Linked DNA regions of Mus musculus: all the other regions are linked to region 2. Evidence: chromatin loops called from intact Hi-C (ENCODE). Cell type or tissue: heart. All regions are shown on one strand. Region 1 overlaps Nudcd1 (NudC domain containing 1). Region 2 holds the start of Eif3e (eukaryotic translation initiation factor 3, subunit E). Region 3 has its middle 29 kb from the start of Gm41316.

Region 1 (8,000 bases), 1.1 Mb before region 2:
TTGGAAAGTCCCCAACTCCCTTTTTCCTTCTGACGCAGAATCATTTCTTGGGAGAGAAAAATTTCCACATTCAGTTAGCAGTTTCAAATACTCGGGTCCTGGATCATGCTACAATTTATTGAGGGCAAGTGATTTAGTGCGCTTACTGTTGCTTGCTGCTACTACTTATTTATCTGTAACTTCCTAGAGGCTATTCTCCTTTTTACAACCATAGGAATTGTAGTTTTGTTAGGGAAAGTGTCCAGGGATTTGTGTTTTTAAATACATGTCTCTGCAGATTCTTATTTTGATACAAGTTTTCCATAGGTTGTACTTTGAGAAATAGTGATCTAGAGGTGTTAGTCGACGTTTGAGTATCAAGCGTTACTTATGTATGTATCTATGTATCTTTTCTCTAGATTGTATCTAGATTGTAGGGAGTCTATTCTTGACTGTCCTGGCACTTGCTTTGTAGCCCAGGCTGGCCCAGAACTCACAGATAACCAGCTGCCTCTGTGCTGGGATTAAAGACATAAACAAGTAGACCAACAAATGCTTGGGTTTTTTGTTTGTTTGTTTGTTTGTTTGTTTTTAAAGTTTCTTAAGTGTAAAAGTAATTGTTGTGGGCCTGTTTTGTGATTCATCGAGATGATTACGTGATTGGTATAATCATGAGTACCTAATAAATCATAATCCATTCACTAATAAACATCTAATTACAGTATGGGCAAGTAGTGAGAGGAACGTGAGCAAATGTAATGGTCTAACTGAGTATGTTTTCTCAACTTGTTTGGAGACCTGGGAAAACTTCCGGTAGGAGTTGATGAGGGACTTGAGTTGTGAAGGAAAACAGGTAGCTGTTGGCTGGTATAAGAGGAGAGGTGCTTCCTTCTTTTTGTTCTTTCTCTTGGACGTTTTTTGTTGCTTTTCTTTCTGTGTCAATAAATGATCCGGCCATGTTTAGTTAGCCAATTGATTGGAAACAAAATTCGAAGGAACAAAACCTAATGGCTCAAGCCAGCAGGTTCTCCTCACTGCTCATTCAGTTACGAGTTGGCAGAGGCAGTTCTAGTCAGCTTGATTTGTCTAGATCACTTGCCAGATGATCTTGACTTGAGTCTTCCATATGGCTGGTCACCTTTCAACAGGCTAGCACAGGCTGTTTGCGGAAGTTAAGTCACGGTGTACATGCTGTTCCAGTGGCTGTCGACACATTTCCACTTGTTCCATTGGGCAAAGCAAATTAAATAATCAAGTGAAGAATTGCTGTTGGAAGACCCTAGCAGAGGGTGGAGATCTAGAGCGCTAAAAGTTGGGACAGTGAAAGTCTAGGAAATTATATTACTCTCTGTTAATGTGAAATCAAGGTACTAAACAGGTATAATGCCCAAGTTTCCTTGTGCCCTTGTGTAACTCTCTCTGCTGGCACCCACAGTCAGGAAATGAGAATGCTTACTCTCAACCTGATTTCTCTTTATTCAGTAGTGCTGCCCCCATTAAGATCTAGGTAATCTCTCATAGGTTTGCCCAGAGGCTTATCTATAAGATGATTTGGGATGGAGCTGGTTAGATGGCTCAGCAGGTAAGAGCACCCGACTGCTCTTACCTTGCTCTTACCTGCTCTTGAGTTCAAATCCCAGCAACCACATGGTGGCTTACAACTATCCCTAATGAGATCTGACTCCCTCTTCTGGAGTGTCGGAAGACAGCTACAGTGACTTACATATAATAAATAAATAAATCTTAAAAAAAAAAAGATGATTTGGGATCCTATGAAGTTGACAACCAAGATTAGAGCTGTCCATTTTTCTGCAAATCTCATTTTCTTTACAGCTGAATATAATGCATTTCATATACGTGCATCTGTGTAGCTTTCCTTTATTCAGTCATCTATTGATAAACATCTAGATTGATTCTGTTTCCTAGCTTTTGGGAAGAGAGCAGTAATGAATGTGAGTGTGCAGGGATCTCAGTGGTAGGATAGAGAATTCTTTGAGTATATGCCCAAAAGTATAGCTGTAGGGTCATAAGCTTTGGAGAAACCTCCATATAGATCTCCATAATGGCTATAAGTAGTTTAAATTTCCACTAGCCATAAAACGGGATCATCGGTGTGCGCTATCCTCTCATTTCTTATGGATGACACTGAATCTCAAAGTAGGTTTAATTTGCTTTTTTCCTGATTGCTAAGGATGTGAAACACTTTGATGTGTAGTGATGTGTGTTTTAGTTTTTTAGTTTGTTGTCGTTGTTATGTATAGTTAGCTATTAACTTTTTGTCTGAGTATAGAGCTAAAGACTTTCATTCTGTAGTCTGCCTTTCACTCTGTTAATAGTTTCTTTGCTGTTGAGAAAACATTTTAATTTTATATCATCTCGTTTATTATTTCCTGTGGTTATTTCCTGTGCTGATAAAGTATTGTTCAAAAGTTTTTTTTTTTCTTTCTGTGCCTATATCTTGAAATGTATTCCCTTTAATCTCTTGTAGCCATCTCAGTATTTCAGATTTTGATAGAGTTTGAAATAATTTTTATGTAGAGTGAATATAGTCAATAATTTAGGAGGGAAAGCCTTATCTGTTCCCATTCTAGCTCCCAAATAATTGACTCAAAGTCCTATTAAGTTTATTAACAAGCTTTAAACACAATGACTGGGCAGATGTTTGTCTATTCTAACTTTCTAAGCCATAGATAGGTCCCATGTTACTTGCAGTCTGAGTTTCCCTGGCTTGCTCTGTTCCATGTGCACCCTCATGGTGAATCCCTTGGTGACCTGCTCATCCTGACTCCTCTCCGATCCTTTGCTCAGGACCAATTCTTTCTCATTCTCCCCAGACACACCTCCTTCGGGACTGTCTCCCTGGAATCAGAAGTCCTGCCTTCTCTGCCCAGCCATAGGCTAATCAGCTCCTTATTAACTAATCAGAGATAATTGGAGAACATTCTTTATAAAGGATAGATAGAGGAGATGGTTCAATAATCATGACAGTGCCAGCATCTGGACTGTATCTAGATTCCTGGACACAGAAATCAGCTTCTGAATACACAGTACACAACACACACTCCCAAAACAAAACAAAACAGGTTTTATTTCATTCTTCAAGTAGGTAACAAGTGTGCCATTAGCATTTATTAAATAAGCTGTGTTTTTTCCAGTTATGTCTTTGACACCTGTGTGAAAAATTAGGCAGTCATAGCTGTATGGAATGATTTTTTTTGGTCTCTCACGTGTTCTCAGTGTCTGCCTTCATGCTGATGTCATGCTGTCTCTATTCTTATATTTCTAGAATAAGGTCAGGTATTTGATACCTGCAGTAATATTGCTGCTTAGAATTGTTTTGATTATTTGTAGTCTTATGCATATCCATGTGAATTTTTGGGTTCTTCTACTTCTATGAAGATTGCCATGGAAATCTTGAAGAGGATTGCAGTGAATCAATAGAATAATTTTGGTAATATATCCATTCTTACAATATTAATCCATCCAGCCCATGATCATGGACGGTGTTTTCATCATCTTATATCTTTCTTGATTTATTTTTTACTTTTTAAAGGGGTGATGTTCTAATAGGGAAACGGTTAAGAAACTTCTGATTTGTTTTGCGCTACCTAGGGTTCTTTATCCAAAGATGACAAAAACCATGCTTGGCTTATTATTGCTTAAAATCACTACTGCTTTGAGCCATTACAGTCTGATATGCTTCCTGCATTAGTACATTTCATCCACACAGTGGTGCTAGAAAGCCAGCAATTGGTTACAGTTTCTCTCTTATTTAGTGAAGTATATATTTTTAACCATCCCTTATAAAATAAATACTTCCTTGAACTGAAGGAGATGTTTCCATAGTCCCCAATCAGCGTTCTTATAATCTTAGGATTTTGCTTGTGACGTCTGAAATGTTTCCAGGCTTCAGCCACCTCTCATTTGGCTGACCTCAGCTCCTCTCATTTGAGTGACCTCAATGGCTTCTTAATGGTTTTGCCCCTTTTCTGCTGCAATCAGTTTTCCAAATCATTGTTTTTTACATACTCTCTCAGGACTCAAGTGTGAATCTTACTCTCCTGTTTAGAAACCAATGAATTCGTGCTTACTTCCTTTATAAAGGAAGAAATGAAGATAAAGTGTCTTATAATCAATTTCTGTGCTCATTCTTCAGCTGCATTTGTTTGCAGCTGTTCTTGGTATGTAGTTTTTATACTTTGCAAACTAGTAATGGTTAGTTCTAATTCTCATTTGACACAGCCTGGAATCACCTGAGGAGGAAGTGACAGGAGTAAATTGCTTAATTTGCCCTGTGGGTGTGGGTGTGAGACTTTTTGTTTATGTATTTATTTATTGTAGCTCAGGTCATTTTGATAGGAAAGCATACCTTGACTGTGGTAGCATCATTTAATGGGTTGAGCCCTGGTTTGAGTGACAGGGATAGAGCACCAAATGTGTATTCATTCTCTGTGTTCCTGACCATGGATGTGAATAGTGGCTTCATGTTTCTGAATTGACTTCCCTAGCAATGATGGGTGGTAACCTGGAATTGAGACATAAATAAATACCCTTTCTTCCCTAAGTGGCTTTTATCAGAGTTTTATCACAGCAATAGGAAAGAAAACTAGGACTTTTAATCGAATGCGTATCTTTTTATTTCCACTTTTTTCCTGTTTTTTTTTTTTTTTTTTTTTTTTTTTTTTTTTTTTTTTTTGCTTAGAAAGGGTATTATGTAAAGTTGTATTTCTTCAATTAATTTTTTCTTCTTGGCTCTGTCCTGGAAAGCTTTTGTTAATCTCCTGAGTAGGTCAGTTCTCTTCTATATATCCTTGTGGAAATTGTATTTTTTAATATAAGATTTAATTATGTAAAATTTATTTTACGGTGTGATTGCTGGGTTAGTCCCCTTCGCTTTGCTTGAGAGGTGTGGTTATCTATTTATTATCTTGAGACAGAACTTGCTGGCCTCTAATTCACAGAGCTCCATGTGCCTCTGCCTCCTGGGTGCTGAGATTAAAGGTGTGCACCATCACACCTGGCCCATTATCCTTTTTCTTACAAGATCCTAAGTTCTGAAAAGGTAGATAGAGTATGTTCCCTTTGTGTATCACTGGTATGAGTGGTGCTGATTAAAAGACTTGCTAAATAAATGAGTGAATAAATATGTAAGCCAGGACTCAGGGCAGGCATTGAAAATAGGAAAAGTGGGGCTGGAGAAACAGCTCAGCAGATAAGAACATGTGTTGCTCTTGCAGAGGGTTCAGTGCCAGGAACCTGAATGGTGGCCTATGAGCATCTGTACCCATAGTCTAAAGGATCAGATGCTTTTCTCACCACAGGCACCAGACATGCTAGTGGTACCCATACATTCATGTACACAAACACAAGTACACAATAAAAATGAAAAAGAAAATAGCAATGGTATGATGTCCTTTGTGGGTTTTATTGTCAACTTGACCTAATTGAGAGTTATCCAGAAGAGGGCATGTCAATTGAAGTGTTGCCCATTTCATATTGACCTGCATCTCTGTATGTGAAGAATTGTCTTTATTGTTGATTGATATGGGAAGACCCAGCCCACCATGAACAGAGCCACTGCTGGGCAGATGTTTAATGGTATATGTATACAAAAGCTGATGGAGCACAGGTCAGAGGAAGCAAGCCATTCCTCCATAGTTTCTACGTCAGTTTCTGCTTGAGTTCCTGTCCTGACTATCATCGGTGATGAACTGTGACCTGGATGCTGGAGTTACCCTCCCTCTCTGAGGTTGCTTCTGGTTATGGTGTTTAGCACAGCAGCAGAAAGCAAACGAAAGCAATGGGTAAAAAAGAAAATTGTTGCAGGGAGAATAGAGTTAAAGTGAGTTTTATAGTAAGGTAACATGTAGGCTCAGTGACACTTAATATTTCTTGTTACAACATTAATTAATTGTACAACATGAGCAGTCCCGAGCTGCAAGAATTTGGAACTGCACTGATAGGCAGGAGTGTGAGGGAGAGACCATATTTTTTTAATTCAGAATTAGGAGAACAGCTAGTGTTTTAGTTGAGAGAGTGCTACTCTGTACATAGAAAAGTTTATGTATGTCCTAACTATGATATTGTTTTATTCCATATAATTGGGAAAGATGGAATATGATGCTGAAGTCACTATTTGTGTTTACACACAATTTTCTAACTTTATAATCATGTAATAAAGACATTGTCACTTTCTTTGTGTGTGATAAAGATGAATGTTTTAAAAAGCATAAAAATGCTTTATCAATGGACACTTGTTTGTTTGCCCATAAAATGTTGACTATTGTACTTCAAAATTGTAGAGGTACATAAAAGAAAAGGATTGTGCTACGAAAGACCTGCCTGTTGTAGCCTCTGTAGCTGGCATTAACTGTTTCTGTACCCTGTAGGCATTCTGCAGAAAGGAATGATCTGAGATGCAAGTTTTAATGATTATGTTTATATTTATGCATACAGATATATGTAAATATATATTTGTATATATGTGTTTTTCAGCTGTGGCAGAAGTAAAACTTCGAGATGACCAGTATACATTAGAACACATGCATGCTTTTGGGATGTATAATTATCTGCACTGTGATGCCTGGTATCAAGACAGTGTCTACTACATTGATAACCTTGGAAGAATTATGAACTTAACAGTGATGCTGGTAAGAAACACATGCAGAGGAAAAAGACAGATGTCATCCTGTTTTCCTTACTGTTTAATCTCTGAATCTGATGTCCAGACAGTCAAGGTGCACATACCTTTGGAATGTGGAAATCTGTCATCAAACTGTAAGGCTCCTCCCCTTCTGCTTACCTCAGTTATAGCTTTTCCTCTTCTTGATTTTTATAATCCCCTGTGCCCATCCATTTCCACCTGTGTGGTATAGCCTCAATATAATAATGGATTACTTCTTTTCCATTTCATTTAGTGTTTACATTAGGTAATTTAAATTAGGTTTGGTTGTTTGGGTTGATCCCTGTTGCATTATAAAATACTCCTTTTTTTCCTGTAGGTCTTGGGAAAAAATTTGCCTTCAAATCTTATTTGTCTTATAATAATAGAGTCCTTAAATTAATTATATTGTAATATATGTATATATATATAGTCTTATATTAATAGAGACTTAAAAACTAATATTCTGGCTAGGGAGAAATCTCAATCAGTAATATTCCTTTTATTTCTATATTGTGTAATAATTTGAGGAGTATTGGTATTACTTCTTTGAAAATCTGTGCTAAAACCTCATGAGGATCTGAGTTCTGTATCTAGCATCTATATTGCAAGCCCTGGTGTGGTAGCACTCCCTTATAATCTCAGTCCTGACAAGGCAGAGATATGCACTTCCCTGCACTTGCAGTAGTGTACAGTGTCAGAAAAACACCACCAGAGGTTTACCTCTAGCCTCCATGTACATACAAGCAAATGTGCTTATACATGCAAGTGCACATACAAAGTGCTGTCTTTTTCTTTGAATGTATCAAAATTTTTTACCTTAAAAGGGTTAAAGTGTGTCTCATAAATAGCTAGTAGTTAATTTGGATAATGGTTTGTCTCTTACTGATTTTTCCCAAAAAACAACTCTTTGTTTTATTGACTCTTGGTATTGTTTTTGTTGTTTTGTTTTGCTTGTTGAATTTATTTCTCTTTTACTGATTTCAGTAATCAATTATTGATAATGAATTCTGTAATTGATTATTTCCTGCTGTTTACTCCTTTTGTGTGTGATTTCTTTTTGTTGTTATAGAGCTTTTAGGTGTGTTAGTTTCTAGTATGAGATTTTTCTAATTTTTTTTTGTAATGTTGGCACTTAGTTCTAAGAATTTGGCTCTTCGAACTGCCTTTGTTGGGTTCCATAATTTTGAATATGTTGTATATTAATTTATCTAAATTAACAAAATTAGAAATGAAAAGAGACCCATCCTTCAGTCTCAGCTCTGAAGGACCATCCAGAGACTGCCCCACCCAGGATCCATCCCATAAACAACCACCAAGCCCAGACACTATTGCTTATGCCAACAAGATTTTGCTGATA
Region 2 (8,000 bases):
GCACCATCCTGAGTGAGGTAACCCAATCATAAAAGAACTCACACAGTATGTACTCACTGATAAGTTGATATTAGCCCAGAAACTTAGAACATCCAAGATATTAGATACAATTTGCAAAACAAATGAAACTTAAGAAGAAGGAAGACCAAAGTGTGGACACTTTGCCCCTTCTCAGAATTGGGAAGAAAACACCCATGGAAGGAGTTACAGAGACAAAGTTTGGAGCTGATTCGAAAGCATGGACCATCTAGAGACTGCCATATCCGGGGATCCATCCCATAATCAGCTTCCAAATGCTGACACCATTGCATACACTAGCAAGATTTTGCTGAAAGGACCCAGATATAGCTGTCTCTTGTGAGACTATGCAGGGGCCTAGCAAACACAGAAGTGGATGCTCACTGTCAGCTATTGGATGGATCACAGGGCCCCCAATGGAGGAGCTAGAGAAAGTACCCAAGGAGCTGGGGGGATCTGCAACCCTATAGGTGGAACAACAATATGAACTACCCAGTACCCCCCAGAGCTCCCGTCTCTAGCTGCATATGTATCAGAAGTTGGCCTAGTTGGCCATCAGTTGAAAGAGAGGCCCATTGGTCGTGCAAACTTTATATGCCTCAGTACAGGGGGACACCAAGGCCAAGTAGTGGGCGTGGGTGGGTGGGGGAGCATGTGGGGGACTTTTGGGATAGCATTGGAAATGTAAATGAAATAAATACCTAATAAAAAAAAAGAATTTCTCAAAGTCTTCCATACTCTGCTACTACTTAAATTTGAACATCCCAACATCTATATGTTCAGATAAATGCTGTCAAATGTTAACTTTCCCAGGAAGCTCTTACTTTCTCAGGCAGTGAGTTATTTCCCTCTGTCAAGCCCCAGGAACACTATGCAAAGAGTATCCTCTCATGATGTTATGATGGCTTATTCTTTGCATAATGCACTCCTTTGAAACTATTCCTCGTGGGCTAGAATTAATTTTTTTCCTTTGTCCCTCAAGAGCTCAATATGGTGATCATTCAATATTCATCAATGATTCATCAAACATTCGTTAAATGTTCATTAAACATCTGGTGAGTTTGTAAGAAGCAAACTTTACACCTGACACTACCAGAGTGAGCCAGGTGAGGCTCTTCTTGTGTTTTCTCTGTAATATCTCTTTTCTGACAACACTGGAAAGAAACTATATCAATAAAATTAGCTTTTCAATATTTAGAAATTAACCTCTATATGTGTGTGTGTGTGTGTGTGTGTGTGTGTGCATTTGACTAACCAACAACAAAAATTCCAGAAGAAAAGTAACAGAGTTTCTAATTTGTCACAACTTTTATCAATCTTATAAGTCAAACCCAATTTAATTTTAAGGGACAAAGAAAAATCACTGTCTTCATGTCTTTTTCTTAAAAATTTACTAAGTGGCTATCACTGCCTATCTGATCAAATCAAGGTTTCCCAGTCCAGCTTTGAAGGCCTTTATAGACTCTCCACATATCACTCATCGAACCCACTAGCTGTCATCGAACCACACAACTGTCAGAATTAATCTTCCTGAAATATAGGACTATTTTCTTTCATACTCAAAAATGCTTTAAGGCTCCTCAGGACTTAAGATAAATTTCTAAGTGTTCACAAATATATTTGTCTCTTGTCCTTTTTTATTTTTCCTGGGACCGCAGCCTCTCCTATAGACACTGGTGTTCAGCTAAGTTTCCAAGTTCGTTTCCTCAGGTTACTCATTCATTTTCCTGTCTATGAGTCTCTCTGGTATGCAAGTGGTTCCTGGACCACCTTCAGTGCTCTCTTCTCTGTCTATTTTAAGATGTATCATACCCAGTCAGCCAAGCATTCTCTATCTGCAGTATTCCATTGGTAGTCTATTGGGCATCAGCCTGACTGATACTCTCTGTTCTGCTCATATTTCAATCGGCTGCTCACAATACTCTAATCTTCCCTTAGTTGTTTAGATCAGTATTACACCTAGTACTACCAGCATACAAACCCCATTCTTTTCACACTGCCTGCATCCTATATCTACTAGAAGATCTACTAGAATATCTTTCTTGTAAATATCTTCAAAGCATGTTTATATATGTTGCTGTGATCTTTCTCCTTTTGCCTTTTATGTTCACTATGAGTAGATTTTTTCATCCACAACTAATTGAAAGAGTCCATGTAAAGGTCATCAATAGGATAGGATGTGCCAGGAAGAAATGACCAGAGTCAAATATTAACAGGAGAAAATTGTTGTGGATAATTTAAGTAAATGTAAATAAATAAATGGCTGTGAACAATTTAAATACAAATGTAGGCTTTATTTATTGCCATGAGCTATCAGAGCTGTTTTACTTAACTAAATGCTTCTTGGATCCTCTGGTGCTTCCCTCCTTCATCCAGGTTATATTAGTTAGGGTTTTCTAGAGAGAGACTGGTTGAATGCGTGTTATGGTTTGTATACGCTCAGCCCAGGGAGTAGCACTATTAGAATCTGTGGCCCTGTTGGAGTAGGTATGTCAGTGTTAGTGTGAGCTTTAAGACCCTCATCTTAGCTGACAAGAAGCCAGTATTCTGCTAGCAGTCTTCAGATGAAGAGGTAGAACTTTCAGATCCTCCTGAACCAAACCTGCCTGGGTGCTGCCATGTTCCTGCCTTGATGATAATAGACTGAAACTCAGAACCTGTAAGCCAACCCCAATTCAATGTCCTTAATAAGAGCTGCCTTGGTCATGGTGTCTGTTTACAACAGTAAAACCCTAAGATGTGTGTGTGTGTGTGTGTCTGTGTGTGTGTGTGTGTGTGTGTAAATTGGATTTATTTGAATGGATTACAGGTTATAGTCTATTCCAAAAATGTCTGTCTCCCAATGAAAAGTCTAAGAATATAGTAGCTGTTCAATTAAGGCTGGATGTCCTAGGTGATCTTCAGTATAAGCTGGAATCCAGGAGAACTAGGTTTTAATGTCAGCGAAAGAATGAACTTGCCAGGGAGAACAAGGGCAAGCTAGCAAAGGGCTTAATCTTCTTTTTCTATACTTAGCCTGCCTAAAGGTCCAGATTAAAGGTGGATCTTCTCATCTTAGTGATATGGATTTAAGATAGGTCTTATCTTAAATAGCTTAATTAAGAAAAATCTCTCACAGATGTACCTAACTGCTTGTGATTTTGTTAGATTCCAAATGTAGTCAAGTTGACCACCATAAATAGCCATCACATATATTTCAGTGATCTAGTTTCTAGGCTTGATCATACTTGCCCCCATTTGTGTAAGGTGAATTACCTAGATTTAACCTCCCTCACCTCTCTTTCAAACACTCTTTCAGCTTAATTTTATGCATGGTTTTCAGTTCCATTAGTAAGTTACCCAGAGTTAATAGTGTATTGCTTTAGTACTGATCTTTGAGACCTAGTTGTAGTTTCAAATATGTACTCTTTCCACGTAGATGTCAGGCAGGCTATACTTCGTCTACTTATGTGTAAAACTAAACTCTTGGGTTCTTTCCTCCTTAAAACTAGCTTTTCTTTATTGGTACAAGAAGCGACAGAACTTCCAAACAAGAGAAATTATGTGCAAAGTTTGAGCCCCACCCAGAAGGCGTGGGGAGGGAGGGAGAGGCCACCACGCGCAACTGCTGCCGTTGTCATCAGCACGCTTGGGCGGGGCCACTACTGCACATGCGCAGTGCGGGGCCTGTCCGCCTCTCGGAGCTGTCAATAAAGTTTTAGCGAACAAGCGCTCCTTTCCCCCGGCAAGATGGCGGAGTACGACCTGACTACTCGCATCGCGCATTTTCTGGATCGGCACCTGGTCTTTCCGCTTCTTGAGTTTCTCTCTGTGAAAGAGGTGAGGAAGCTTTGAGAAGGAGGACGGCGTAGGGACGAGAGAGGCGCCTGGAGACGCGGGGAGGCGGCGGCAGGGCCTACACACGTGCGAGCCGGAAGCCGGCTTGGGCCGCCCTGACAGACACGGGCTGGGCCCTGGGACAGCAGCTTCCCGCGTATCGTAGCGCTGTCGGGGTGCTCGGGGCGGTGGGACTCGGCTGTGCGTCCGGAGGGGTGAGGTGACAGCGCGGGGTTCTGGCGACGCCGGGGTCTTTGCTTCCTGGCCCGAGGCTCAGGATCCTGCGGGCGGCCATGTCTGTTTTTGCCTGAAGCTGCGTTGGCTGAGCGAGTGCTTTGGGCTCGCCACGGATGCTATTGGAAATTTCAGTTTTCTTTTTAGAAATTGAGTCTATGGCCTTGGATTTGGGTTGTGTTCAGAATCCCATTACAAGATTCTCTTACATTTCAGGCATTCTAATTTCCTTGAAGTTGTGGATACTTTGCTGTGAATTTCCTGGTCATCGATAGATATTTATTTCATAGGAATGTAGCGTACTTTGTCAGATGAGAGTGAGGACCAAGAATAACCCACAAGCTGCAATGTAAACTTTGTTTTTAGTGTTGATGTTCAGACTTAACGAAGTATGATTCAGTCATAAATGTTCAATGAGATGTCCTAAGTATGTAGTTTGGGGACTTAATACGTTTCAGTCCTGAATTTAGGAGTTTGTTTGGGGGTACTGAGAAGAAGTATTGGATTAGAACTATTATGGCTAACTATATATTGGCTTTATGGAGAAATTGATGCATTTTACTAATTACAGTAAGTAAAGTGTAAGGCTAGAATTTTGTCTAGCAGAGTTAGTAAGTTGTGCTTTCTGGACACAGATTATAACAGGGAACTGCAGATTCAGGGGCAGGTATTTTGTGTTCACTGGCAGTTTTCTAAAAAGTCTAGTAAAACTGTTTTGATGACATATATACGCTTCCAGATAGCTACGGTTTATATGACAGGTATAGTATTTATATTCATAGGAAGTTTTCTAAACAAGTGTATTGTCAGCAGGGAACAGCAAAATTAATTTTCAATAAATGCTGAAGAATGTCTTGACAGGTGGGTCATGAGCTTGATGGATATATTCTTTTTGCATTGAATTTTGTAGTCTGCACACTAGAGAGAAAAAGTTCTGACTGTCTTTTGTTTCATTTTCTGAGTATATGATATATATATATATAGATAGACAGATACAGATATAGATATATACATATTGAAGTCTCTCACCTTGCTAGTGTAGCAGAGATATTTTAGATCTGCCTGAACTTAATATTTTTGTGTTTTTTAATGCATTTATGTTTTTAAGGGAAGAATGTGTAAGTGTAGATTGTTTATTCATAGGCAAGGCTATAACTGAGACTCGGGAAACATCTAAAAGAATGTTATTACCGGGGTAGTACGGTGGCTTTAATACTTCAAGAGGAAGACCGTTCCTAAATATTGAGACATAAACTATGAAAAATCCAAGCTAAATCTCCAGCATCTCACCATTGAAAAATGTAACCTTTTTATAGATTGATGTGTCTGTAAGGTAAAAATGATACATATCAGGCAAGTATTGACTAAATACTGTTAAAATTCAAGAATTTCTGTTAACCATTAGTGGGCAAAAAAAGTACTTTGAAAGGGGGAATTGAGTCTTGGAAGCTAGGTAATTAGGACAGAGGCAGTGGTCATGATGTTTGCCATTACTGATACATTTGTATATTGGAGTATAAAAGTTCCAGGAGAGAAAAACTGGTTTCTAATCTAGGTTCTCCACATGGCCTCAGCACTTGAAATAGTTCTGCATAAAGGCTTTTAATAATCATTGAATAGTTAAATGAATTATGAATTTGCATGTCACAGTTTATTGTGTGAAGTGTCAGGTTAGAGGGTGAGTGCCAAGATAAGAAGAGTGGGTTTTGAATTTGGGCATGGGTTAGGATCGTCCTCTGTCTCGATTCCTCTGCACTTCAGAGGTTTGTTTTGTTTTGTTTCTGGTTTTGTTCTTTTGTTTTTTCTATTTTAACCAGCTTCTCAGTCATTCTACCTCTCAGTGTAAGCTCTGTTCACCTGATTTGTCTGACTGTTGTGGAGGGGTTGTTTTCCCTTTGAGATAAGATCTTGCTTGCTAGGTAACCCAGGAGGGCTTTGAACTCCTTACCTGACTGTAATTTTCCCAAGGGCTGACTTTACAAAAGTATATCACCACCCCCAACTTTCTTTTTCTTCATATAAATGAAATTCACCAACAGGATTTTATACTTGTTTAATGTTTTGAACTCCAATCCCTTGATGTGACAAGCAGGCTGTCTACCACTGTGATCTATATTCCAAGCTGTTTTTAGAAACAGAGTTTCCCTGTGTAGTCCTAGCTGGTCTAGAACTCCCTACTCCAGAGGTCGTCCTGAGTATTAACAAATGTATACCAGCACCCCTGGCTTCACGAACTAATTCCTGAGTCATCTTTCCATCTGTGAAAGTCACTGGCCCTGTGACGGCAGTTATGAATACTGACCATCAGTGCTGATGGTTAATTTGTTGTAGTCTACCAGTTTGTTCATCCATTCTAGTACTAAACGACTGTGTACTGTAAAGATTTTTGGGAATTATACTTTAAATAGATGTACTCTTGTTTTAATATCTTACAAAGTTGGTGAGTCAAAGCATGTATGATGTCAGGAAATAAAAACCTTTTTTTCTTTTTTGGGGGGGAGGGTGGGTTTCAAGACAGGGTTTCTCTGTATAGCCCTGGCTGTCCTGGAACTCACTTTGTAGACCAGGCTGGCCTCGAACTCAGAAATTCGCCTGCCTCAGCCTCTGCCTCCCGAGTGCTGGGATTAAAGGCGTGAACCACCACGCCCGGCTTAAAAACCTTTTTTCTTAAATGACTGTGTTCTTGCTAGTAGGATTTGAATGTTCTGTTTAGTCTTCATTCACACTAAGACTGATACTCTCAGGTTTTTTGTTTTGTTTTTTTATCATAGTTTTTATATATACTTCCTTTTGATTAATGAGAGCTTATGTTGTTTTGTTCATTTGATTATCTTGATTTGTTAGTGACTATTAAGATGTTTTACCCATTTCAGTTGGATTGTCATTTGTTACTGTTTTGTTGGAGTTTTATATCTAATTTGGAACATTCACGTTTGAGTCTGTGTTACATGGTTGTGAATTCTTACTAGATCTTTCTTTCCTTTGCAAGATTAAACTCAGGACATGAGTCTTATTTGGCTAAGTATCTCTCAGGTTCCTAACATATCCTAAGTAGCCTTCATGTTTGTGAGTCTATATGTATAATGTATTTCCTGTGAGTTAATATGTGTTTCCAGAACCCTTTGCAAAGCAAAACCTTGTCATGAGGTTGTTGACTTACAAAATTGGTTCTAGTTTAATTTTAGAGGTACAGATGGAGAAGCATTTAAATGGTTGCAACTCTTAAATGAGACAAATATAAAGGTAAAGGAGTGGCCACATCAAGGAGTGGTGGGTAGTCATCATGGGGATGCAAAGGATAGTAAGGAGGTAAAATATTTAAGAGCCTATTCCTAATTACCTGGGTGTGGAGAAGAAGAGAAGGTGTGGATACTTTTGTGTATTGCATATCTTTCCTAGAACAAGTAAAAGATTGCTTGATAAAACAATAATTGAGATCAGAAGTAAATGGGAATGACATTGATTTTCAAATATTTGTGTAGACAGGATATTTTGTGTAAATTGAGTGCTTCCTATATTGGTTTCTTTTCTTTTACAGTGTGTGTGTGTGTGTGTCTGTGTCTGTGTCTGTCTGTGTCTGTATATGGACAAACTCACGCAGGTGATCCTGGGTGGTGAATCAATGCCTTTATATACATATACACTACACCAGTGTTCTTCTACTGACCTGTATATCTAGCCCTATGACGCTTTCTTTAAGTAAAAATGGTGGGTGGGGGGCCCTAGGGTGCATTGGTTAGCACAGCACATGCATGGAGGTCAGAGAACAAAGGAGCACTTTGTGAGGTCATTTCTCTTCATTTTTGTGTGGCATTCAGGGATTGAAACCTGTTCTCCTGACTTCCCAACACATACACAGACACATACTTTTTCAAAATAGTTTCGTGAAGTATGGTTTTTAAATAAACTGAAGAATTTAAATATTCATTAAG
Region 3 (8,000 bases), 250 kb before region 2:
TTCCATTTTCCGCCAAGCACAGGAAAGCTGTCTGGACCTGGTAGACTACAACCTCAGTAGCAAGGTGCAACAATGATATCACTATCACCCCTTTTACACATATGTACCACCATATCTGTGACATGAAACATTGTAAGTTCATGTTGAATCAAATGCTGTCTCTAATACTGCAAACATTGAAATTTTTAAAAATCTACAAAATTACAATGAAAATAATGTATATACCTAAGCATTAATTCTTTATATTAAGGACCCATATTAAAGTGTTTCTATAGTCTTGATTGCTCTTGGGATGCCTGATGATAGTCTGATGATGATCAAACAGGGCTATGTAGTAGACAAAGCCAAACTTGTAAAACTGGATTGAACAATATATGGTAAATCTAAAACAAAATTTATTTTTAAGAAAAAATCGCAGACTCTAATAAATTAACTGTCATTTCCTATCTTGGTTCTTTCATTATAACTGAAAGCTGAATTTTTAAGATAGTTTATTTAGATTTTCAGTTGCAGTTGGGTGATATAGCAACACGCGTGTAATCCCAGCCCTTGGGAAGCTGAGGGAAAAGGATCGAGCATTCAAAGTTAGGTTTGGTGATAGGGAAACCCTGCCTTAAAAATCTGAAAAAGGTTCCCCTTGTTTAAAGTAAATGATGCATTATATGATATTGATGATTCCTCTTCAATAAGCAAACAAAATTCAGAATTTCCATATGGACTAATTCCCCATATTAAAATTCCAATTAAAAGCCAGTGCCCTGTCAACTGACAGAGTACAGTGTTCTTGATCTCCTGGGTTTTTATATTATTAGAAAAGCCTGCCTCATGTATAGAACAAGGGAACACGACTGCAGCTACATTTTGTGTTCTTGGAATGAATCAATGCAAGTAACGAGAAGCTTCAGTTTCATTGCCCAGAAGTCAAGTTTAATATGCTTTCTTTCCCCTTCTCTTCAACTGGCTGAAATACAAGTTCCACTGCAAATGCAACAACCAGCAAACACAGATGCCATCATAAATATATTTTGTGCCAAGCAGAAAACTCTGCACTGACGAACAACAGAGCTCCCCATGGCAACTGCAAGAGACTCTGGGTACCATAAAGCCATAAGGCAATATTATAAATAAAATGTATATATCCTTTAGAACTAAAACATAAATTTGGGTTTAAAGGGTTTTTTTGTTTTGTTTTGTTTTGTTTTAAAGCCACTGACATTTACTATAACTTAGTGGATAATTTTTCTGTCTGGTTCATATTCTTAGCAGATTGGGAAATTTCATAAATCTTTCACTCTGAATTTCTGCAAAATGTAAGCTGCTGTCAAGGAGTTCCTGCTGGGCTCTAAGCAAAATTTGTCATAATCAATTAAAAATAAACCTAGCCTATAACTTTCAAATGTTGCTATTTAAATTCACAGACTGATAACCTCAGTTTGAGTGTTGAGAAGCTTAGCACTTCTTTGCTACTCCTTGTGGACATCAGTTGGCATGGAGACAAAATATGAGGTCAGCACACTTTCCTAAGCATTCTCTTTAGGACAAGTATATGCCTGAGGAGAAGGGAAACTGAAAGGAGACATTCTTACTGGGAGCTTTTGCATTTGTTGGTAGAAGACATAGATAGAGACCACCAGAGAACGAAAGCGCTGCTTCAGCAAGCAACCTGAACTCAGTGTGGCCCATCTTGTAAGCAGTATCATCTGCCCTCAAACATTCCAATCGTGAAGTAAAAAAACTGCGGCTCTTACAAGTGCCATTTGTAAGAACTATGAGGAATAGGGATTTTTTTTTTTTTCAAAGATAGAACTGAGGATTTTGGTAGTTGTAAGTAGCTCAGGATTCAAATTTTAAAGTTTTTTTATCGATGTTGATGAAATCTCTATCACAATCTCTAGTATATATTAATGCTTTTCTCTCTCTCTCTCTCTCTCTCTCTCCCTCTCTCTCTCTCTCTCTCTCTCTCGCACTGTCCAGTTAGTTGAACAGCCTAGAGAACTCAACATCGTAAGCAACAGTATCTTCATTAAAAACCTTTATTTTAGTGGTGAATTGTTAATCTGTTCTGAGGTCCTAGTGGTGATCACACTTCTAACACTGTTAGAGTTTTCTGGATTCACAAATGAAAGACACACATTCAACCTTTATATTTTGATACGCCATGACCAGCTCAATGGTTGGGTGCTTCCAAACCTCTCCTCAGCTAGCACACACTCACCTCTGGTATTTCTCAGTTAACACTTTCTAAACCTGTTTTGTACCTTTCCTGCCCTGTTTTCCCTCTGGGCAGCCCTCCCATGGGGCTGCCTTCCTTCTGCACCTCCACTGCTGGACGATTCTCTTCAGAAGCTCCGAAATCTCATCAGGTTCAGTGTCATGGCACTTCTCTTCCTTCTCTCTTCTGCATTTCTTGCCCAGGAATCCTAAAAGTCCTTCTACTTTTTTTACCCTGCCCAGCCATTGGCCTTTGGCTCTTCATTGATTAATCAAAAACCAATTGAGGATAGGGACCCTTAGCATCTGGAGATGCAGATTCCTGTGTGATTTGGGGAGCTGAATTAAGACAAAGCATTAGAACCAATTCTCAACACTTCATCCCTATGAATAAATCTTAAAACCAGCCCTCCTTAGGTTTTGACGTTTTGTTCCAGGGCATGTCTGCCTGCATATTGGTTACTCTTCTCATTGCTATGACAAAAGAAAATTCAAAGAAGGGTTGTTTTAATTTTTTTTTATGTTCATGCTTTAGAAATGAATACAGTCTATCACAGCAAAGGCATGCCAGCAGGAACATGAGGTAACACTGCCTAAATGATTATGAAGCAGAGGGTGGTGAGCAAGGGATCCTGTCTATGGAATCTCAAGTCTTGCCCCAAGACAAGCACTTCCTCCAGGTTCCAAGTGCTCCCCTCTACAGGTTCCAAGAACTTGTAAAGCAGCAGCAGCATCGACTGGCCACCAAGTGTTCAAACACATGAGCCTATGGTACTATTCCAGATTTAAACCACAAGACTACTTGAAAAGCCACAGGGATCAAATCAAAGGGTTTTAAATTTACATTTGTATTAACATTTGAAAATGTTTCCTACTGGAATACAGGCTAATGTGCATCCAAAATGCAAATTTCCATCATCAGACAATATTCAATGACTAGGACCTCAATTAATACAATTACACTTATAAACTCAATGAACACACCAAGGATAAATGACGCTGCCCTTGTTAGACATACACATAAGTATTGATTTATTCACATTATTTAACTAATAATCATATATTCAAATTAATCCTAAGGCTTTAAAACTTGTAACTCTTGAACTTAATTTCTTATTTACTACAAGTTGGCATGTTAAGTGAATTGCTGAATTGGGATAATCAAATAAGAAAAACATCCATCAAATATATAACAACTTTAGGAAAGTCTGATGTCAAAAAGCTAGAGCACATATATAACAATGTTCCACAATTATTTTAACCTCTGGATTGATTTGAATAAATCATGACCACATTTTGTAGTTTAAAATAACATCAACTGCCCCTAAATGGACTTCCTTGTCTGTCCTCAGTGGGAGAAGATGGGACAAGTCCTGCCGTGACTTGATGTGCAGGGGCTTCTCCAGAGAGAAGGGGAAGTTGGAATGAGGAGAGATCAAGGGCTGATAGGGGGTTGTAAAGTGAATAAATAAATTTTAAAATAATAAAAAAATAATACCAACCTAGCCTGCGGGTTCTAGAATTTAAAAAAGGTAAACACTAGGTGGCGTACTTCTACAGGCTTGTGAAATAGTATAGAACTTAACATGAAAGCTTTGTTATTTCAAACCAATAATTACTAAATTATGAATTTTAACTAATCAACTAAAATTGATATTTTTAACATATCAACTATAGATATAATGCTATTAATGCTACAAAATATGCTGTAGAATAGTCAATATTTCCTTGTGGGAAGCTAAAGAATATGATCAAGAATGTGAAGTCTATAGCTTCCTACCTCAAAATGAAAACAAATATTTTGTTGAACACCTTTTACTGATTTCTTTAACCTTTAAAACAGTTTTCTTTCTAATCTTTATAATAATGTTTTTTTGTGTGTGCAGGAATTGGAGTCATATGGAATATACATCATTAATTACTCTATTTCAAAATTATTCTACATGTTCACAAAACATATTTTTGGACAACCAGGTGGCTTGTTAGACACACTAACTGAGCTCCTGACACTGGAGGGTGTGTTTGCTACCCACAATCTTGATTATTACTGGTGATCAATCGTTTGTTTGTTACCATGTAGAAGGTACTATTTGGAGTTCTTTTTAAGTTCTTTTTAGAAAGATGTGTGTGTGTGTGTGTGTACATACACGCATAATATATATGTATCTTCAACATTTTCTCACTACCCTGATTCCCCTCATTAATATTTTAATTACAAAAATGATAGGCATCTGTATTCCAGTAGTTTGTTTTAAGTCACTGAGGGGTTACCAAACAATGGGGCTGTATTTTCTCTGGTCCTCTCTGACCTACGAAGAATGACAGTTAGGCCAGGAAACTGAAATTAGATCCAAAACCAGTTGTCATTTGAGCTGAACATTTGAAAGCAGTGGTTCCTTCTTAGCACTCTGGAGACCTTCACTTTGACTGCCAATTGCTGTGGACAGCCAAAGCTACAAGGGGTCTCAGAAGATGTGGCACACTCACCCTTCCATGTAATTCATAACCCATTTGCCTAAGAGGTACTCGAAAATAAATTCAAGTCACAAAGGACACTCAATACTTTATCCCACATTTGATGGGCAGTTCTTAAAATTTCTAATTCATTCTGTTATATAATTTTTTTACTGTTACTGTATAAGCTTCCCTAATAGTGACTTCCTTGCTAAAGGAAGTTCACCAAAGTTACACAGTAACTTGATAGAAGTAGAGAATTTTCTCACATATCTAAACATCTTAAAAATGAATTTTGTAAACTGGAGAGATGTTTCTGCAGTTAAGAATACTGTTCGTTCTTTGAGAGGACCAGAGTTTGATACACAGCACCCAAATGGCTCATAACCATCAGTATCTCCAGCTCCAGACAATCTGATGCCTTCTTCAGGCTTCGATATGTAGTGCACAGACAATAAGGCAGGTGAAACATCCATATACATAAGATTTTTAAAATGAATTTTAAATTCTTACAGTTTTTATATTCTTGTGAACAATAGAGATGCAAATATCATACTGGAATTCACTCATTTTTTAATGAAGGTTACTTCTAATTTAGTTTTTGAGAGATATCCAAATTTACTATAAGCTGTACAAGAACAATGGCTAAGGAACTCTGTATTCTTGCTTTCTGCTGTGCTATTTTGTGTGGAGCAGCAGTATTGCATACTATAATACAAAGCATGTATCTTCCCTACATTATGGTGATGATAATATTTTGTTGCAAAAAACCCCTGCAATTATGAATGTATATGGATGTGTACCTATAGACCTACAGGAAAATATTTACATATGAATATCAATAGGCTACTTTATAAATGTCTAATGTTTCTCATGATATTGAGGGCACTTAACATAAATAGAAATAATTAACCTTAACTTCTGAGAAATTAAAGTGATAGTTACTTAAAAGTGATAAACTATTCTTAAATTAAAAAGAAAAAAAATACTCCAAAATATAAAATACATGGGGTAAAAGGTTTGTGGTAAAAAGAAGTTTGAGTTAAAAATAAAAGAAAAAAGATGCAAAGCGAAAAGAGAAAAATATAATACAATAAACACTAACATAAAAAAAGGTTAAGCAGCAAAGAATGAAACATACAGATCTCCACAGCAACAAGTCTCCATTGTCCACCAACTTAGTATAACAATGGGTTTCCAATTTCAGTGGCTCTCAGGATTACCTTTCAAAAACACAAAATGCTAGAATTAGTAGGGCGTAGCTCACTTGATAAAGCATTTGCCTAAGTGTGGGTTCAAGGTCAAGGCCCTGGATTTGATCCCACCCAATTCCTCCAAATAAAAGCACATGCTGTTTTGTTAACTATCTGTAACTGTTCCAGAGTACTTTTAAAAGTTGCTCCAACACATTGTTTCAAACAGTACTTTCGAAAATCAAATGTCCATCCAGCTATGGGTCTGTTTCTTGGTTATCCTTTCCTGCCTGCCGATCCGATCTTCATACTGACCACTCCAAGAGTCCTGCTCACTGCAGCCTTCTATCTTAGTACCTAGCAGCACCATCCCTCAATTTTCTTGTCTTCAAGTGCTAATGCCCCTCTCTGGCGATGCCTTTTCACACACTGCAGAATCATCTTTTGACCTACAATAAATGGAGAATCCTGACAGAAATTACGTTAATTCTATAGAACCACTTTGAGAAAACAACTGTTAAAATGTTAAAGCCTTTAATCCCGAAAAAATGATTTTTTATATACATTTTATTAGCATGAGTCATATTCATCAAAAAATTTCTCTTTTGCTTAGCAAAAAACAAACAAAAACCCAAAACCTTACTGACCTTACTGAATTAATGTATGAATCCGGTATATTTTGGACGCTACCTTAAACTTTTTCTGTGGACAATCTTTTTAGTGGGAAGGAGATGTAATTCTTTCTTCCTTTTCAGTTTACAAGCCTTTTATTTCCTTTTTCTATGCAATTATGTGGCATAAATGAAGAAAATTTGTCTTTGCTCAGTATCTTACTGAGAATGTATGTAGTTTTTCTGCCGTTAAGTTGCTGTTGATTCTGCTCATCAAGTAAGGAAAGTTTTCTTTTGTTTCTGAGGCTTTATTCTGAATCATAAATGGAAACTGAAGTTTGCCAAATGCTTTTTCTACATAGATCTAGAGTTTTTCTATTATGATAAAATATATTTATTTTCAAATATTTAGCCTCACATTTCTGACACAGCTTCTACTCATGTCCTGTATCTGTCACAGAAAGGAAATTCTGTCATTGTCTAAACAAAACAGCTCACTGTAAATAAAGAAGAAATAGAAATTATCTGTGTACTTATATTAAAATTTATAAATTACTACTATTAGCAACAAACTTAGGCAGGAAGTTATTTTAAAAATACCTTTGAACAATCAAAGGAAACCGCAGGGAGCAGCCACAGGAAGAACTAACTTTCTTACTACACAAATACAACTTCAGAGATACATTCATATCTAGCAAGGGAGAAAAGGTGCAGGCACGAGGTTATTTATGTTTCATAATGCTGATAATATAAATGTTTCATAATGCTGGAGATGCAGTAAGTAGGTTTGTATACATAAAACGTATATCTTTATGCTAACAGATCGGTGGTGAAAAAGTATCTTCACATGGGCAGCATTAGCTCACAGAAGACTACAAATTTCTGTTCATTGCTCATGAACTTATAAAATGAAAATACCTATAACATGTAAGATTAAACACCAAAAACAATTTTCTGGTACAAAGAATTATTTAAACGGTTAAAAGTAGCTGATAATGAAAGTAGTTGTCAATATTTTCTGTAACCCCTACTCATAGTTGGAGAATAAACAGCCCTGTATAGACAGCTGCCTGGTGCTTAGCACTCAAATCTTTTCTAACCTATGGAGACAAGCAAAGTGCTGTTGAAGGCAGAGTACTGGCTATGCACTACTCAAAGAAACAGACAAGAAATTGTAGTAAAGAGATGACTATATATAAGAACAGTAATAATATTTTAAAAAATAGTTTAGATTTTTCCTTTCCCCTGAAAACTAAGGAGATCCCAGTGGTTACAATATCCTTGATATTTTTATGATTCTAAATATATTATATGTAATTCACAATTAAAAGCTTTAATAACCATAATGTGTAAAAGGGTTAATTCTAAATGTTTAGCCCATTATTGCCTTTGAGGCATTTTATGGATAAAAATGTCTACATCAAACAAAACCTTCACAGAGCTATCATCAATTTTAAAGAATGTTATAATTTATGTAAAATTTATTATTAGAACAATTTGAAAGAATAAAAACCTCAACAGCCCACTGAAA

The links. A loop is a pair of places that touch in the nucleus more often than their neighbours do. Peaks named below come from ENCODE experiments on the same cell type or tissue, not always from the same donor. Only the 100,000 strongest peaks of a DNase experiment are listed, where the experiment ranks them.
Region 1: it touches region 2 in a loop (6-fold over the local background); 9 of 42 quality-filtered maps call a loop at or near these places.
Region 3: it touches region 2 in a loop (3-fold over the local background); 7 of 42 quality-filtered maps call a loop at or near these places.

What each region holds. Positions count from the first base shown.
Region 1 is chr15:44,419,348-44,427,347 of GRCm38, reverse strand. It overlaps Nudcd1 (NudC domain containing 1), which reads left to right. Exons shown (of 10, transcript NM_001113554.1): 2 at 6,475-6,629. Among named protein-coding and RNA genes, the nearest start is that of Eny2, 4.8 kb to the left of the region's middle. In heart, a CTCF peak has its summit at 3,699; no DNase peak of the experiment used is centred here; H3K4me3 peaks cover 875 bases; H3K27ac peaks cover 313 bases.
Region 2 is chr15:43,278,440-43,286,439 of GRCm38, reverse strand. Eif3e (eukaryotic translation initiation factor 3, subunit E) reads left to right here and starts at 3,704. Exons shown (of 13, transcript NM_008388.2): 1 at 3,704-3,837. The coding sequence starts at 3,748. In heart, no CTCF peak of the experiment used is centred here; a DNase peak (open chromatin) is centred at 3,679; H3K4me3 peaks cover 2,151 bases; H3K27ac peaks cover 1,500 bases.
Region 3 is chr15:43,527,932-43,535,931 of GRCm38, reverse strand. No RefSeq gene overlaps it. Among named protein-coding and RNA genes, the nearest start is that of Gm41316, 29 kb to the right of the region's middle. In heart, a CTCF peak has its summit at 3,751 (motif pointing right); no DNase peak of the experiment used is centred here.